2 separate regions of the Homo sapiens genome follow, and region 2 is linked to region 1. A link is a contact called in ENCODE Hi-C or POLR2A ChIA-PET data. All regions are on one chromosome and are shown on one strand. Each heading gives the region's core, a stretch centred on a gene start or an enhancer-like site at or near the end of the contact. The rest is flanking DNA. Distances are from core to core; before and after follow the strand shown. Region 1 overlaps CACNA2D1 (calcium voltage-gated channel auxiliary subunit alpha2delta 1). Region 2 holds the start of CACNA2D1 (calcium voltage-gated channel auxiliary subunit alpha2delta 1).

Evidence for each region. A loop is a pair of places that touch in the nucleus more often than their neighbours do. ChIA-PET counts read pairs that join two places held with the same protein, here RNA polymerase II (POLR2A). Pooled maps may share reads with other maps.
Region 2: a map of gastrocnemius medialis shows a loop between it and region 1 (4-fold over the local background). The contact joins the promoter of CACNA2D1 here to the enhancer-like site in region 1. A Hi-C loop is called at or near these places in 5 of 168 maps with a recorded cell type or tissue (Right ventricle myocardium inferior, Right ventricle myocardium superior, gastrocnemius medialis and 2 more) and 11 of 50 pooled maps. POLR2A ChIA-PET finds 5 or more read pairs at or near these places in 2 of 52 experiments (A673 and GM12878).

What each region holds. Positions count from the first base shown.
Region 1 is chr7:82,317,554-82,321,570 of GRCh38, reverse strand. The region is part of intron 3 of CACNA2D1 (calcium voltage-gated channel auxiliary subunit alpha2delta 1); the gene reads left to right. Among named protein-coding and RNA genes, the nearest start is that of CACNA2D1, 120 kb to the left of the region's middle. Within about 2 kb of position 1,595, at least 11 of the 41 ENCODE cell types and tissues checked have a DNase peak (open chromatin) inside an H3K27ac peak, as active enhancers do; they include A673, gastrocnemius medialis and thyroid gland, where a contact is called at or near this core.
Region 2 is chr7:82,441,122-82,445,058 of GRCh38, reverse strand. It overlaps CACNA2D1 (calcium voltage-gated channel auxiliary subunit alpha2delta 1), which reads left to right and starts at 1,282. Exons shown (of 39, transcript NM_000722.4): 1 at 1,282-1,694. The coding sequence starts at 1,600. RefSeq lists an enhancer at 2,277-2,840.

The DNA of each region.
Region 1 (4,017 bases), core at 346-2,845:
TCAAATTTCATCTTCAGAATAACCTTATGAGGAAGATATGTTATTGTGTTTGAAGATAAGATACAGTCTTCTTACAGTCTGTAATCTGTTACATTTTGAGGCGAAAGCCATCTCACTTTTTTTTGAGGAGGGGGTAAGACTCTATTTTATTTTATTATTTTATTTCTTTTTCGAGACAGAATCTTGCTCTGTCACCCAGGCTGGAGTGAAATGGTGCCATCTCGGCCCACTGCAACCTCCACCTCCCAGGTTCAAGCTATTCTTCTGCCTTAGCCTCCCGAGTACCTGGGGTTACAAGCGCGCACCACCATGCCGGGCTAATTTTTGTATTTTTAGTAGAGACGGGGTTTCACCATGTTGGCCAGGCTGGTCTTGAACTCCTGACCTCGAATGTTCTGCCTGCCTCGGCCTCCCAAAGTGCTGGGGTTATAGGCGTGAGCCATTGCGCCCAGCACCCATCTCACTCTCAAGTGTCAGGTAGAGGAAGTTTTATACCCAGGTATGTCTGACTTATGTCTGTGCTTTTCAACAATGTGCTTTTAGCTAGAGCTAAAAGGTTCATTAAGTCATAGATGACTTTAACTTATATAAAATCTTTATATAAGTTTTTGGCTTTATATATATATAAATGGCTTTATATAAGCCATTAACTTATATAAAATCTGTTTACTAATTTTATAGTATTCAATTTTGTGAATGTATTATTTATTTAGCTATCTCCTACTGATAGTTTATTTTTTATGTGGGTGATATGAATACTGTTTATAGCACATCTTTACACATATATGAGAAAACTTTTGATTGCTTTATTATACTTAAGTCATGTAAGTGAAATTGTAGTGTCTAACAGCATATGGGAGTCAGGTGGTGGCTCACTCCTGTAATCTCAACATTTTGGGAGGCTGAGGCAGGAGGATTGCTTGAGGCCAGGAATTTAAGACCAGCTTGTGCAATATAGCAAGACCCTGTCTCAAAAAAAAAAAAAAAAAAAATTAGCCAAGTGTGGTGGCATGTACCTGTAGTCTCAGCTCCTCAGGAGACTAGGATGGGAAGATCACTCGAGCCCAGAAGTTCAAGGCTGTGGTGAGCTATGATGGTGCCACTGCACTCCAGCCTGGGTGACAAAGTGAGACCCTGTCTCCCTCAAAACCACAGATGGTGCATTATTTATTGTTTGTTTTCCTTTTAACAAAATAGAAATCTTTAATTCTTCCATTAATTCCTTCTCTCTTTTTTGTTTATTTTTAAATAACAGAATTTCTAATAGACTTAAATGACAGCGACCAAGTTACATTTGACTCAGTATAATAAGTTAAATATGGTTCTGTAAGTAGGACTTAATTTTAAATGATAGATATATTTTTAATTATTATAATAATGTCAAAAACTCATACTTTTCTCTGCAGATTAGTGCCTTTGTTGTTGGCAACATAATCAGTTCAGAATTAACAGGCTGGTTGGGGCAAACATCTGTCTTCCAGATTTATTTAAAAAAAAAAAATCAGCCTCAGAGTTGCAGTTACTGATTCCAGATACCAGCTCATATGCTCTATCTTGCATGTATTATCCAGCCACAGGCAGCATGCCAACAGGCCGCAGTGTGGATGAGTGCTCCTGCTGTTGGCAGTCCTTGTATTCTACGGGAGCTGACGCTGTCAAGGCCCAGTTAAGAGCAAAAACCAAGTTGTGTCTTGACAGCTGAGACATTAGTTACAAAAGACTGTCTACTCCTTCTCTGGTTAATTTATTCATTTAGTCTCAGGACTCATTACTCCCCAATTACAGCTACTCCTATAAATGTTGGTCTATTGTGAACCAGTCACCCCTGATTGTTTACACTGTCTTTTCTGAGAAATTCTAGGTCCGTCAACTTAAAGGTCTAATAATAAATAATAATGACTCATTTTCTACAAGAGGGTTTAGAGAGAATTTATTGCCCTATATCTTACTGCCTGTGCCACTTTTTTTCTAGCACAACAACATAATGTGGTTCTTAAACAAAAAAATAACTAAATAAATTATCAAGTGTTATATTTATGTGCTCAGAACATTTCTTTAAAATGTGGATTTTCAAATAGCCATTTTTGCTTGTCATTGATAGTAACAAGTTTGACTCTTGCAGAAATGTTCATTTTCATTAAGTGACTGCACATATCAATTTCTACCTCTCAAATGGGTATTTTTTAGTTTAGATAAAAAGATGAATATAATGTATAATTTTTGATGTCTTTGTTAACAACTGTATTTTGATTCAAAAATTGTATCCATTGAAATGAAATTAATCCTCATGATTTCTCAGTAGAGAGTAATTATGTTTTTAGTTTAAATATTAAAATGTTCTAAAAATATCAAGTATCTTATATGAGACCTTAAAATAGAAGGTCTTAATAACAATTTTTTATGTGCTTCTGATATACTAGACACTGTACTAAGGACTTTTTTGTATTTACTCATTTAATCCTTTCAACATACTTCTATACTTGGTATTGATAGTCTCAATTTTATAGAGATATTTTGCCCATGTATTTGTATCCAGATCCATTTAATTCCCAAGCTTTCTGGCAGCATATCTCCTCACTCTGCCTTGCACTTATCATGTGTCAGGCACTCTGCCTAGTGTTTTACACAGATTTTTCCATTTAATTCTCTTTTCTCTGACTTCTCCTCTTCCTACTCTTTCTCTTCTTCTTCTCCCTCTTCCTCTGTCCCTTCTTCTTCCTCTTTCTATTGCCTTTCCTATTTGTCTTCTCATTATTATTACATGATATGATAAGGCCAAGAAGTATAGAATGAAAAAGTTTTAAGTATATTATCTGAGGTCATGTAGTTCTAGGTTGGCATTTTTGTTTCTAAATGAGATTATGTATTACTGTTTTATTTTACATCAGATGTGGTATAGAAAAGTGATAATGGTAGCTTATTTTAATTGTTACAATTTATGTAAAAGGAGAGAAGGATTGAAAGAGAAGAAGGCATGGAGAGAACAAAGGAGAAGGGGTCTAGCCTTTTTATTCTCTAGACTTACTTGCATTAAGTATTTACATAAAATGTGTGGTGAATTTGGTAATGGAGATGGAGATTGTAACATCCATGAGTTTTTGTTAATCTCACTGTAATTACTTAGTTTTTTATGTGTGAAAAACAAGAATTTTAGAGTATCTGCAAGCCACATAGTGTGCTGGGGCTTTTATACTCATAAGTGAGTATATTTTAGGAGTGTTTTGGGGAAACTCTGGTCTAGATATTACAGCATATGTAGTTGCATAAAGATCAAAATTAATTAGAATAGTTTTTATTTCTGAACTTGAGCTTAGATACCATGCAGACATTCACTTTTTTAATTAGCAATGAGACTAGCAAGCTTTCAAAAAAATCATTCTGGTCTGTTGGTATTTCAAGAAGTGATTTTTGCTAGCTTCTAAAGCATAGGTTGTAGGCAATTGAAAAGTGAAGTATATCATTTGAAGTTCTAAGCATAAGGCATGCTTATTTAACCAACTTTTAATTACAACTAGTGAGAAATGGAGGGTAAGTATATAGTTAAAATACAAGACCTCTTACACAATTAAAGGAGAAAGGAGAGAGGCATCATATGAGAGGGCAAAGTAAACCATGGAGGTCAGCTGAGTTGATCTAGTATAGTACAAAGAGCTTGGGAAAACTCTCTTCGGATTTTCATTCTTCACTAAATTTACAGATGTTTAATGTATTCACCGTCATTCTTTTTCCCCAAATAACTGTTTATTGGAGCTTTATAATTTTGCAAATGAAGCTATCTTTTGGAGATTGCTCTTTCTTTAATTTAAATGACGCCAAATGTCTGCTAGTCATCTGGCAAGGAAAATCAGGGCTGCTTGGTGTTGCTATGCTGCCATGATCAAATTTCTCTTCTAAATAGTAGTCTCCAGTCCTTAGTTGACATTTCACACCAATTGCCCTGTCACTGTTGGAGGCTAAATCAGCATATTAAGAAGCAGCAAGTGGTACCTAATGCCTGTCCTGAGGAAAGTTACTAGG
Region 2 (3,937 bases), core at 33-2,532, 120 kb before region 1:
AGGATAGTCATCACAAATTGTATTCTCTGCACGTCATGTCAAAAGTATTCTCATACACTACTAGAGGGAGCTTAAGAATTTAAGGTGTGCAAGAATATATTTCTATCTTTGGCCCACCAGGGCCCTCTTGTAGGAGGCCTGTGTTGGGCGGGAGAGGCCTAGTCGCAGACCCTGTCTTTTCAAGGAGAAAGCCCGCCACTGCTTCCTCTGAGTCTGGAGATAAAACCAGTCCGGCATTGCTACTCCCTAGCTCTCTCCCCCTCCCTTAATTCCTCCTCTACATTTCAGGCGCATTTCTCAGAGTGCCACCTGTTCCTGCTGCTTACCCTTTTCATGCCTTCGCATTGACAAAAGTGAGCTCACCCTGCGGTAACCTTGTCAGGCAGGGCAGGCCAGTGGCCAGAGCAGGGCGTTAGGACCCTTTTGGAGGTAGTCCCAACTGGGATGCTGCAAAGCGCTTCTCTTACTACTGTCCTCCCTAGATGCAGAATTCGTCCCTCCACCCCTCTGTCCAATGGAACCACAGGGCTGGGAAGATTTTACAGCGTCAGTACTTCTCTGTCCGTCCACAGCCCGGTCCCTGAGGCTCTGTCCTCGCCAGGTGAGCCGAGCAGTACCTGGGCGTGGGACCGCTGGCACAAAGGGCACCCAGCCCCGGCAGAGGCTCTAACCTATGGCACACGCGGGCATATAGTGCCACCTGGTAGAGAGTCAACAGTGGTGCTTTAAAATGCAATACAAACCCCTCCTACATTTGTTGTCAAATCACTTCACGATTCCCAGGCAGGCACTGGATTCTGCGCCTGGGAGTAGGGCTGGGGGGGAACGCTGCCTGCATGTGCAAAAATAACCCCCGAAGACGCGAGCCAAGTCCTGGGTTGGAGCCTCTGCAGCCTGTGGATGCCCGCTGGGCGGCTGGCCGTCCCCCGGGAGCCCCGCGGGGCTGGTCCGCTCCGCCTGCGCACGCCGGGCGGCGGGAGCGAGCCGGCGCCGACTTTGGGAGTTCCTGGCTGCCTTGTATGGAGGGCTGCTCCCGGCCCGTCTCCGCCCGACTGCTCTGACGCCCAGCCCTCCCGCTGCCCACCCCCAGCCGCCTCCCTCTGACTTGCCTAAGAAGCCAGACGGAGCCTCTCGCTTCCACAAGTCTCTCTGCCTGCCATTCCCCGATTCCTGCAGCCACCCCCACCCTCCAGCGCCGTCACCCCTCCTCCGCCCCCGCCCCCGCCTCCGCCTTCGCCTCGGCAATCGGGGGAATAAATCAGGGAGGAAACCGAGAGGGAGAGCGAGAGCGCGCGAGCGCCGGCGGGCTCGCCGAGGTCTGTTTCCAAAGTCGCCCTTGATGGCGGCGGAGGCAAGGCGGCCGCGGCGCGGAGCAGCCGACGCACGCTAGTGGGTCCGCCCGCCACCGCCCCTTCCTCGGCGTCCGCTCCCGCCCTTGCCGTCCCCCGCGCGGCTCCGCGCCTCGGGCCCCGGGCGCAGCCAGCCCTCCAGACGCCCGCGGTCCCGGCGGCGTGTGCTGCTCTTCCTCCGCCCGCGGTTTCCAGCGCCGCTCCTTCCCCCGCTTGGGCAGGGAGGGGGCATTGATCTTCGATCGCGAAGATGGCTGCTGGCTGCCTGCTGGCCTTGACTCTGACACTTTTCCAATCTTTGCTCATCGGCCCCTCGTCGGAGGAGCCGTTCCCTTCGGCCGTCACGTAAGTCGGCGGGCCGGGCAGGGAGCGCCGGCCGAGGGGCGCCGCGGGAGTTGGGGGTGGGGGTCGGTTCCCGAGTCGCGGGGCTTTTCCGCCCGTGGGGGTGGGGAGCGAGCGGCCGGGGAGCCAGGCTCGGATGCGGAGACGCCGGGCAGGCGGTGCGCGCCGCTCGCCGCTGGAATGCGTCCCGAACCGGCGTCTCGGGCGCCTCCACGGGGCCGGGCACTGGGGGCCGACTGTCCCGGGAAGCGCCCGCCGACGACTCGCGGCGTCTCAGCCCGTCTCTAACGGGATTCTCTAGACTTCAGAGTGCAGCCGTACTGGGGAAAAAAGTTTCCAGCCAGCTCACCCGCTCTGATTCAACCCAGTTCAATAAAAAGTTATGTTTTGGTTGGGTAATTTACAAACAGGTAATTTCAGGCTTGCCGAGGTAGCGTGGACTTCCCCCGCACTTGGCCTCGGAGATGCTCTTTAATTGCTGTAGTGCCCAAACTCGTTTTATCCCACGTTACTGGATGCACTTGACAGCCTTCCGATTAGACGCGTGCTGGCTCCCCGCGGCCGAGCGTGCTGTCCACGCAGGGGGCTCGCAGGTACTGGGACCACGCGATCCAACCTCCCCAACCCATTATTTGAAACATCTAAGTGTCGGCAGACACGCGGTCCCTGTTCTTCAAATGAATAGAGCCTATTCTTTGAAGGAGGGACTATTTCCAGTCTCCTACAAATTTTCTTTTATTTTTACCATTTCTAAAATAACTTTTAAAAACCTCGCTGCTGTTCTGGAAATAGAGGGCTTATAGGTAGCTATAGTCACACCACAGGAAGGGAATGAAAAATAATAATTCTCTCCTTTCTTAGCAAAATAGAATCAAACTCAATGGCACATATAAATATATACATATTTTTTAATGCACCGAATAGCCTATCCGGCATTCTGGGAAAGCATTTATTTTGGTTCTTGGAGCTTCTTTAAAGCTTCTAAAGGTAGGTAATCTTAAGTGGATGAGTCACTTTAATGCATTTTACATAACAAAAACAAAGCCCAAGGTAGCTTTCCCGGTATTTATGCTGCTGGGAATTACTTGCTGTCCTTTGTTGGCTGAGTGCTGAATACAGGAGTTTTTGGTGGAAAGTAACAGTGAATCTTTAGCGGTTGAAATCCTGCGGCTATTATTTAAGATTCAGTTTTAAGTATTTATTACCTTAGGTGTCAGTGCAAGAATCTGGAGGATGCACATTCTATCCCGGAGAAGGGGAGTGTCTAATTTTTGTTGTCATTGAGTTACAGTAATGTTCCTCTTTAGATAATCTTCCATAAAACTGATTGCAGATCCTTTTTGTTATGAAGCAAAAGGGTAAATGCCATCTGGAGATCTTCGTTTAATTGGCAGGATGTTCCAGTCAGATATTTTTAAACATAAAAAGAGTAAGAATCACCCTAAGGATGCTTCAGAATTATTTACTCTTATTAAGGCATCACACTTCCATTTAATTTTTTAAGTCTGTTTGTTGCTTGGCCTGTAAAGTGAGAACTCAAATGAGTCGCTTGCATTCTGTGTCAAATAAATAAGTGGCTCTTTAAAAAACAATCACTTCCTAAATGTGTTCCGATTACTCATTTTTACAGTGTTGTTTTTAACTGACAATTTATCAATATTTTTATCATGGGAGGGGATACATCATCATACCATTGGGGAAAACTACAACAAAATACAACCTTTTATTCCTCAACATACTGTGGTAAAATATTAATGTAAAAATCCTTATTGTTAAGAAGAACATCTGCAATAATGCTTTCCTAAAATTATAAGTAAATCAATTTTCATGGTCAGAAATTTACTAGACACAAGAAAGAGTATATATAGTGGGTTAAAATGGGAAGTAGGACATCACAATTTCTTTTCTTTGGAAGGATCTGAAATTTTTTTTAACGATGAAAATTCAAGATATTTTCAAATTATATAAGACATTGATTATTTAATGAATGAAATACTTAATAAAAGGTTTTGTGGAGCGAAGTCAATCTCCTGTAGGTAATCTTAACAATATTTTTGGAAGCCTTCTGCATCTTCAGTTTTTCATTTGAAAAGTTAGTAACACTGTCTTCTGAGGAAAGAACTGATGGTTGACATTTGTACTTCATGTTAGATTTCTGAATAAACTTTATGAAATTAAAAAATGCAATATTTTTCATAAAGATGTGCCATTTGCTTTTCTTTCGAGAAAAGAATTCATATGCACTG